Regions from separate parts of the Homo sapiens genome. Here region 1 is linked to region 2. Evidence: read pairs that join two places in POLR2A ChIA-PET (ENCODE). Cell type or tissue: Caco-2. All regions are shown on one strand.

Evidence for each region. ChIA-PET counts read pairs that join two places held together with the same protein. Peaks named below come from ENCODE experiments on the same cell type or tissue, not always from the same donor. Only the 100,000 strongest peaks of a DNase experiment are listed, where the experiment ranks them.
Region 1: POLR2A ChIA-PET joins it to region 2 with 5 read pairs; 2 of 35 experiments call an interaction of 5 or more read pairs at or near these places.

What each region holds. Positions count from the first base shown.
Region 1 is chr18:23,176,210-23,181,209 of GRCh38, forward strand. All of the region lies in intron 1 of CABLES1 (Cdk5 and Abl enzyme substrate 1), which reads left to right. Among named protein-coding and RNA genes, the nearest start is that of CABLES1, 43 kb to the left of the region's middle. RefSeq lists a silencer at 4,428-4,477. In Caco-2, no CTCF peak of the experiment used is centred here; no DNase peak of the experiment used is centred here.
Region 2 is chr18:22,911,131-22,916,130 of GRCh38, forward strand. The region is part of intron 2 of RBBP8-AS1 (RBBP8 antisense RNA 1); the gene reads right to left. It also overlaps a transcript of RBBP8 not described here. Among named protein-coding and RNA genes, the nearest start is that of RBBP8, 20 kb to the right of the region's middle. RefSeq lists an enhancer at 3,388-3,995. In Caco-2, no CTCF peak of the experiment used is centred here; a DNase peak (open chromatin) is centred at 2,871.

The DNA.
Region 1 (5,000 bases), 270 kb after region 2:
AATTTTTCCATGCACTGGGGGTGGGGGGATGGCTTCGGGATGAAACTGTTCCACCTGAGATCATTGGGCATTAAATTCTTAAAAGGAGTGTGCAACCTAGATCCCTCGAGTGCACAGTTCACAATAGGCTTGGCGCTCCTGTGAGAATCTGATGCCCCGCTGATCTCACAGTAGGCAGAGCCCAGGCAGTAATGCTTGCTTGCCCGCCACTTGCCTGCTACTGTGTGGCCCCCATTCCTAATAGGCCGTAAGACCCCAGTACTGTCCATGGCCTGGGGCTTGGGGACCCCTGCCTTATGCCATAAACCCTTTATTTGGAGGCCGTCAATTTAGCTGTACCCAATCCCCATTCAGCTTCCAGTGAAGAGAATAAACATGGGTAGCCAAGGAGAAGCAGGCATTTTTTTCAGCAGGCTTCCAGAAAGGAATCTGAGGTAATTCGGATAGACAAGGAAGAGGCATCAGTCTTTGTTTCCATAAACCACTATTGAGTGTGGGCCACAGTTAACCTGAAAAACTCCTAGAAAATAAGGATTCACAAAGCCCCATCAATCCGATTTTGCTATAGATAATTGCATGCAGTTTCTGAGCTGTCAAAATCCACTCCTGCTGAAGGCCCTTCAGAACAGAGGAAGGTCATGCTGGACACCAAGGGGGAGACTCCAGGGAGCGTTTTACTGGCGTCCTCCCTAGGAGGGCAGCCCTCTGAAGGGTCCGGTAAACACCAGCTTGGATGTGAGGACCCCCGCCTGAGCCCCTGCTGGTTCTAATGAAGTTAGCTCCGTTCTCTCCTGACTGTGGAGGAAGGGACAGGAGTGTGTCCCTCCAGCAAGGTTCGGTTCTCCCTCGCCTTCTTCAAATCCCACAGAGCTAGGCACAGAGGGTCCTTGTCTTGTGTTCGAAGGAAAAATAAATGCGTATCTGGCTTAGAAAGTCTTCAGCAGGTAAAGGCATTCTTCCAAAGCACCAGTGAGCCCTCACAGTGACTGGGGAGGAAGCGAGACGGCTCCAGCACAGGCCATTGTCAGGCTCGGGGCCCCGTCAGACCAAGTCTCAGGAACGAGTTCTGCTCAGCCTCTGTCTAAGGAGGTAACTCTGGCCCCCTGCACCACACACTTGCTCACCCATGTAAGCCCTGAAGTGTTCGTAGCCCTGTACCTCCTGTGTTCGGGTGTGAGACTGAAAGGTGCTATGTGTGAGCACATGTGTACACACACACACACACACACACACACACACACACACGTTCATTGTGCTGTGATACCAGCCCCAGCCCCGCCGGTCTATGTGTGGTCAGCTTGTCCACTTGGCTGTTGGGGTCTCTGTCCGGGTCCTCCTGGAGCCAAGCCTGGCCCTCTGATTGCGAGCCTGTCTGTCTCCTGGTTCCCGCTGGGCTCTTTTCCTGGGGCCGGACTTTGCTGGGAGGAATTCTTCCTATGCCTCACCGAGTCCCAGTTCTGTCCTGTCCTGTTGGGCTCTGGGAAGGTGCATGTAGGAAGCCCCTCAGGCCCCCTGCCATGGCCTGCCTGCTCCCTCTGTTAGAGGTACTCTCTTCTCCTCTCCCAATTAAAACCTTGGCTCTCCCTGGCTCCCCCATGTACTCCACACCTGGTTTGGCCTCCAGGTGTGGACACACTCCACAGTATCCTTAAACCATGGGACCAGGTGCTGCATTCCCAGCCACCCTCCTTGCCCGGCTCAGGGAAGCCCTTTGCAGAGAACGCCTGGATTTGATTCCTTGGAGCCTGACGCCCATTCAGAACATAGGTAAGTTGGCCGCAAACTCCTTGGACTTAGATGCATAGGGCGCATTTCTGTCTAGGGTGAAGCTGGCCCTTTTATTTCTAGTGGTTTTCCCTTTCCAATATTCCCTTCCCACCCATATCCTGTCCTGGCTGGGCCCCCACTTTTCTTCCCCACCCCCTCCATGAGTATCCAATGTGTTCTGTAGCAAGATCAAAGCGGTTTATCTCATCAGCCACACAAAACCTTTTCGGATCCTGATTTTTTTTTTTCAACCAGTACCCAGTACCTGCTTCTCCTGGTTCTACCCTTCTGCGTATTCCATTGTGTGCCCCTACAGCAGCAGGGCAGGGCCCCTCCCTCTGGGACGAGGCCAAGTATGAATTAGAATGCAGCACTGCCACTGAGCCAGCGACCCTGGGCTGGCCGCCTGATGTCCTGATACCCTAAGGCTGTCCAGGGACCCTGGGCTGGCCGCCTGATGTCCTGATACCCTAAGGCTGTCCAGGGACCCTGGGCATGTACCTTCATGGCGGCCAGGTGTGCTGTGTCTGCTGCTGTGTTCTGACCTTCCCTCTAGACCCTTTGTCAAAAGAGTTTGAACTTGTTCCCAGGGGGTATCACTGGATCTTCAAGTAGGGACTGACATGAGGGAAAGAGTGTTTTTCAAGATTAGCAGGACAGCAGTGGGCAGGGTAGACTGGGAGATCTTTGGGGATGAATTTCTGGCCAGCTATTAAATCCTAGCAGCAGTTCCTGTCAGCTCTAAATAGCCCCATATACCAAGATAACCTCACACCTTGATTTTTCAGGATTTGGCAAGTCTGATGAGAGCCCTTGAAACAAAAGTAAACTCAGGCAAGCCAAGAGCCTTTTGTATTCTCTGTAAACATTTAGAGAGTCGCTTTCTTGACCCGCCTATGAAAATGTAGAAACAGACCTTATTTGAACAAGCTGATTGGCAACTCTAGTGTATTGATTTTAATTTGGTTTTTGCCTGATTCATCAGCTGGAGACTTTAAAACATAGCCAGATTCAAAACCAGTTTCTTGGCCGGGCGTGGTGGCTCACACCAGTAATCCCAACACTTTGGGAGGCCGAGGCGGGCCAATTGCCTGAAGCCAGGAGTTCGAGACCAGCCTGGCCAACACGGTGAAACCCTGTCTCTACTAAAAATACAAAAATTAGTCGGGTATTGTGGCGGGTCCCTGTAATCCCAGCTACTCAGGGGGCTGAGGCAGGAGAATCGCTTGAACCCAGGAAGCAGAGGTTGCAGTGAGCCGAGATCGCGCCACTGCACTCCACCCTGGGAGACAGAGACTCCGTCTAAAAAAATAAAGAAAAAACGGTTTCTTCCCATTGTGTCTAATTTAAAAAAATCTAACCATCCCTCCTTTTCTTAAAGATAATCCTGTCTTCCTTCCTTTACAAGAAAAATCCCAGTGACTCCCCCACCCCAGGGATTTTGAATTCCTTTGGTCTGTATTCTGGATATGGATCTGGCTTTCAGCGTGTTAGTTGAGGCTCGGGGAGGAGGTTTTCCTTCCAAGCCAGCTGTGTGCCCAGTGCTCAGAGGTATGGATGGCATCAGGCTGACTGGTCAAGACCAAATGCTCCTCCAGTCACCCCAGCCTGGTGACCTGGCCCGGCCAGTATGCCACTGTAGTGTCAGACTCTGTGGCTCTCCTCTTGGAGTTCCTCCAGGGTCTAACAAGCAGCTGCTGCCAGGTGAGCAGTAAGGGCCATGCTTACTTTCATCGGCACTTTTGCTGCTGGACAAAGCTTTAGATCCGTGGACAACAAAACAAAGCATGTGTCTAATGGATGTGTCCTCAGGCTGAAGGGAAGGCCGTTTTGCTTTAAGGGTCTGTGTATCTTCTGTTAAGAGGTAGCAGCTGACTTTTTTTTCTTCATCTGTGAACACGTGTACTAGGGTGAAACAGTTTTGTTTTGTTTTTGTTTTTATTTTTGTTTTTTGTTTTTTGAGACGGAGTCTCGCTCTGTTGCCCAGGCTGGAGTGCAGTGGCGCAATCTTGGCTCACTGCAAGCTCCGCCTCCCGGGTTCAGGCCATTCTCCTGCCTCAGCCTTCTGAGTAGCTGGGACTACAGGCGCCCGCCACCACGCCCGGCTAATTTTTTTTTTAATTTTTAGTAGAGACTGGGTTTCGCCGTGTTAGCCAGGATGGTCTCGATCTCCTGACCTCGTGATCCACCCGCCTCAGCCTCCCAAAGTGCTAGGATTACAGGCATGAGCCACCGCGCCTGGCCAACAGTTTGTTTTTTTTAAGTGAGCGCAGTCTGATTGGACTTCTGCTGGAGGAGCATCTGGAATCTTGGCATTGAAGTTTGCCAACTCACGAACAATGTTATCATCACTTATCTGATGAATGTGAGGAGCAGGCTGATGGTGCTGTGGCAGTCAACAGCTTAAGATGCTGCTAGGGAAATGAAGGAAATAACAATAGGGTGATGGAGGGGCATTTTCCTTTAAGAGAGCCTAGTATTTGAAAACCAGCATTTCACAAATGACATACACATGATAGTACAATTCTTGGGCTTATGTGTTTACTTATTTATTTGTAGAGACAGGGTCTCACTCTGTCACCCAGGCTAGAGTGCAGTAATGCGATCATAACTCATTGCAACCTCGACTTCCTGTGTTCAAGCGTGCCTCAGCCTCCTGAGTAGCTGAGACTGCCGGTGCATGCCACTAAGCGCAGCTGATTTTAATTCTTGGGTTTATATATAGTTTTTCATTTTAGGGCTCCTTTAAGTAGTAGGCTTCCATAGTCAAACAGTTACAAACTACAGATTTGTACCCTACTTTTTAGGACACCTTTTCTGCATGAGCTGAACACCATTTCAAGAGCAAAAGATTATGTCTGTGGTGGGGGGATGGAGGGATGCAAGAAGCAGGGGATGGAGGCTTCCGCCCAGAAAGTCAGAGATTCTGTAACAAAAAAGGGATTTTCTAGTTGCCTCAAGGGCCAACCCTGCTTTCTAGGCTAATATGCCCCAAGCCTTTTCTTGCTGGGTCCTGATTGGGCTCCTTGAGGCTTGGTGACTAAGTCGGTAAAGGAGGCTAGAACATGTAGGTTCCCAGAGTCTATAAGGTTGAAGTGGGACTTCTTGCTGTCCAGCCCTGACTCCTTACCCATAACCTCCTTGTCCTGGGGCATTGGGAAGCTGAGGAGGATTTCTGGACTCTGTTGACCAGACTGGGAATGCATGTATTAAAGAAAGCGGCCCTAGGCCAG
Region 2 (5,000 bases):
CAGAAATAAACAAGTTCACCTGCAATGTTTAACTAGTTTTATTTTCAGCTGACATTTTATCAAGCGCTTACTGTGTATTAGATTTGCAGATAAACCTTTATATAAATTATCATCTGAATCTTGTAATAACTCTAGGAGATAGGTACTATTATTTTGCTTCCCATTTTATAAATAAAACTGATGTTTGATTCAGGTGACAAGGCTAGGGTGGAACAGAACTGCGATGGAACCCAAGTCTTTATGACTCAAAAGCCAATTTGCCTAGACAATTATGCAATCTTGTTAATTTTTCAATTAACAATTCACAGGTTTTACTCTAGATTAGAGGTCAGCAAACTATGGTTTACTAGCCAAATCTGGTCTGCCCCTTGTTTTGTAAAGTTTTATTAGAACATATCCATACCAATCGTGTGGAAAAAAGCACACTCAAACTCAAAGTACTTTTTCTATTCTCTCACTCAACACCAAGAATTAACACAGAAGACTTCTGCAGCCAAATGTGTGGAGATTTTCCCCTACCAACAAGCAAGTAATGAATTCTGCAGCAGATACCAGGTAGGTATCCTCCAATTTAGTTCTGACACTATCTACCTAGAAATCAAATTCCACAAGTTGGGGCTCAGTACCGAAAGACTGCCCCCTACTTCTGATGCCAACAAGTCCTGGGTTATTTTTACCTGTGCTTTTAACTGATTGGTTATAAATTGGGGATCCCAAGACCCCCTCCTTGGATTTGATTAATTTGCTAGAGCAACTCACAGAACTGAAGGGAACCATTTACGTTTACCAGTTTACAGTAAAGGATATTGCCACAGGTACAGGTGAAGAGAGTCATGGGGTAGGCACGTTAGAAGAGGTGTTGCACTTCCCTGCCCTCTCCAGTGCACCACCCTCCAGGAAGCTCCATGTGTTCAGCTATCGGAAAGCTATTGTGTCCTTTGGGTTTTCACGGGACTTCATTACATAGGTATGATTAAACCATTGGCCATTAGTGATCAATTTAACCCACAGGTTGTAGGGAAGGGCTGAAAATCCTAAGCCCCTAATCCTGCCTTGGTCTTTCTGGTGACCAGCCCCCATCCTGAAGCTACCTAGGGGTTGCCAGCTACCAGTCAACTCATTAGCATCCAAAGACATCACTTTGGAGAGTAAGGATTTTAGGAGTCATACACCAGGAAAAAGGGTCAAAGACCAAACACGTATTTCACAATATCACACCCATTTAAATGACTATTGTCTATGCCTGTTTTTGTGCTACACTGTTACAACTGAATAGTTGAGACAGAGACAATCTAGCTGACAAACTCTATTAGTCTCTGCTCCTTTAAGGAAAAATCTGCTGACCCTGCTGTAGAAAATAACCTTATTACCAAGTTTTGAATTCATGGTGTCCTCATATACTTAACACTTTTGTTACTGTTATCAAATCAAAGGCACTATTTTTATTGTTCCTTTAGCCTTTTGTTACCCTGCAGATAGAAATCTTTGGCCATGGTTTAAAAAGAAAAGCCTCTAAACCCATCTCCCATGTGAAGTCTTCCCCATACTTATAGTCATACTCACTCCCATTTCTGAGCTCCCATCTCAATTATTATAATTACAGTATTTAGTGGAGTTTGATTCATATAGTCATTACTAGTTGTGATTCCCCTGAGATCTAGCAACTGCTTAACTCTGATAAGCATTTATTAAGTACCTTCTAAGTGTCAGTCAGTGTTCTAGACACTAGAAATACAAAAATAAAAATGGCATCTTTTGGTTCATATGTATTCTTTTTAATTAGGTATAAAAATAGAAAAGAAACTGAGCATGGAATTGTGCCTATGGTCCCTGCAATAATTGCATCAGAATCACTAGAAGTGCTTGGGCAACATTCCTATTGAATGTTGAAGCAGAATCTGCGGTGGTTAGGCCCAGGAATCTGTGCTCTTAATCAACACTTCAGATGATTCTTAAGCACAAAGGTTTCAGAAACACTATGTCAGTAGACAGGAAATACTGCTTCTAAATGTGCAAGTATTATGAGAGAGTAAGAACAAATCCCACATGATCTCTCTTAATACAAACCAATTTCTGTCAAAATGTAATGTTTTGCTGCTCATTTCTTCTTTCCAAAACTTACTAGACACGCTTAATCGAGAACTTTGACGTTGCTCTCATCTTTACTAATTTTACTTACATTGTGAACCCTGTACCTGGCACAGTTCTTGAAACATAGTTGATACCAATACTTTGTGTTGAACTGTTGAATATTCAGAGCAAAACCTTTTTAAGTTGTCCCTAGTATGTAGAAGTAGGAGTTTTTCCAATTTTAGACTGGAATGGTATGAGGATCATTTGAGAACAAGGAAGATAACACACCCAGGCAAATGTTTGGTCAACCTACACCTTGTTTCTCTCCTTCTAGAAATGCTTCCTTCTAGCTCTCAAGCCCACTACCCTGTGGGGAATATCAATCTCGCTCCTCAAGGCTAAGCTAGATCAAGCAAAGCCAAGCAGACTAGTGGAAAAGGTCAGGCATTATAGGATCCATCTTCATCATAGGTAATCTATTTCTAGAGGCTGTAGTCAAGAGAATGCCCTAGAATACATGTTTAAAAGGATTACCTACCTCTGAAGATAATAGACCACTTGCTTATATATGTCTACCACGAGAGTCTTATAACAATGGACTCTTGCTATACCTGACACAGATCTACCCCTCCCACTAGAACTCTGAATTATTTTGCTGGAGGCTACAACATTCTGAGTAGTTTGTTGGGAGTTGACAGGAGGTGGGGATAACCCACCCAGTACAAGCTTAGCAGAGCTGAGCCGCTGCAGCAAGTTGGGCTAGCCTTTGATACAGACTGGTTGGACAGGTTCTGGATCTACAGAAGAACCGGTTTTACTGGCCTGTTGTGCCAACATATTCTGGTTTGATTCCATGTTCCACAGACGGTAGAAACCTGCCCAGCCAGTTAAATGAAAGGCATATTAGGTTATCCATTGCACTCAGTATATAGCTTAGATGCAGCAGAACTCTTCCACATAGCAGTAGTGTCTAGCAAACCAGTGTGGTCCAGAGAGGTGGTGTTCACTGATTTAATGTTTAAGTTGATAGATTCAGGGAAAGTGAGCAGTGAAACAATTTCTGCTTTTCACCAAGAGCAGAGGTTTTCTAAATAAGTCGAAGGGTAAGTATATTTTTAAAATTTCTCAGTTTCCTATGCATTTTGGAAAGTTAAATTAAGAAATGATGTTTAAAAAGATAATCAATTTTTAACATAGTAATACCTGCATTATACCTTTTCTGTAAAGCTAGATATTGTTTTATAACACTTGCGTTATGTTCATTGATTGTTTGCATAAAGGTTATTTGGTATATAATATTCTCTTACTATGCTTTTCTGTAAGTTGTGCATGGCTATAGTCATTTTAAAAGCTGGACTGAATAATTTTGCCAAATAAATTTCACATATTAATGATTTACATTAAGCCATCTACTTCCTTCATAATGTAACTATTATGTTTTATAGGCTGTTGCTATATGGTAACAATTTTATATGGTAAATCTAATTGTGGATAAATAATAATTGCCCTTTTAAGGCCAAAAAAAGCATTGGCCGGCTGGTGATCCTAAGTACATTCATTAGAGGAACAATTCACAGTAAAAATTGAGGAGTGTGAAAAACAAAGACCGTGGAATCTGGTAACTGATTAACTATTGGAGCTCAAAAGCACTTGCTGAGCTGAATAGAAAGGAATGAAGACAGGTTTTGTCATGCCTATTAGGTCTGAAAAACTTTTTAGGTTAAAGAATACCTGGATCTTCCTTTCATTTATATTAAAAATCTTCCTTTTATCTCTCTCTTTACGTAATCCAATTAATTTATTTTAGTAGTTTGTATCATGTAAAATGAAAGTTACCAATCCCTTTAGATTTATGTTGGCATACCATCCTACCCCTTTATTTACTGATATTAGATTGAATTGAAGCACATGTCTTCTAGGGCATTTAATTTAACATAACAGCTGACATATGATTTTATCTGGGAATTTAAAATTTTTTTAACATATTATACTGAATGCTTTCCTGTCATCTTAGTAGGACTTTGCTTTGAGCTGAGCAAGACTGATGCATCCTTTTCATTGTCCCTAGGGTTCCCACTTTGTCACTATGTTCAAACTCAAAGGCTATAAAATTATTTTCTAACTCAAAGGCTATAATATTAGTTTCCTTAGGATGTTGACAAAGAATAAATTTAAAAGTGTGAATAAATGTTCAGATGAGATTTCATTTTTTGCAGGGAAAACCCTTGGATGCTTCATAGTCCTACTTCTAGGCAGTTCTGCATGAATTTCTGGTAATCCAGGTAAACTGCTGAAAAGCTATGTAATGTTGTATCTGCAAAAGCAATGTGCTGATTCAGCAAGCCAATATTAATTTTATTCAGCACAAATTGTATTTTGACAAGTTTTTGGTAATATGGATCAAAACTTTTAATTGGCTGAATTTTTCTGAATTTACTACATGAAACCTAGTTTTCAGGTAATATATATATACCAATAGAGCACATTGTTAGTATTTCTGGTGAATATATTGCATATGATAATTTAAAAAATTTAAACCACACCGTGTTTAAAACATAGGGCTTACTGTTTAAAGATAAATTTAATTTGGGATTCTAATTTATTTATTGAGCATTTTTTATGTTTATGGTTTTGAAGAAAGCTATTTAAGAACTAGATATACATTTATATAAAATCCATGGGTAAAATTTCAAGCTTAACTCTGTATTTTGGGAGAGGATTTTACAATTTTCATTTAATGGAATTTTCATTTTCAAATATATGTAAGTCCTATTAGATATTACTTTCATGTATTTTCCATAAATTTAGTCCTTTAAAATATTGATACATTGCGATATTTTTGTTAAAACTGAGGATATATAAATTTGTCAATCAAATTAGGAGTGTGTATGTATTTTATACAGACCAACATACTTCAGCGCCTAGTC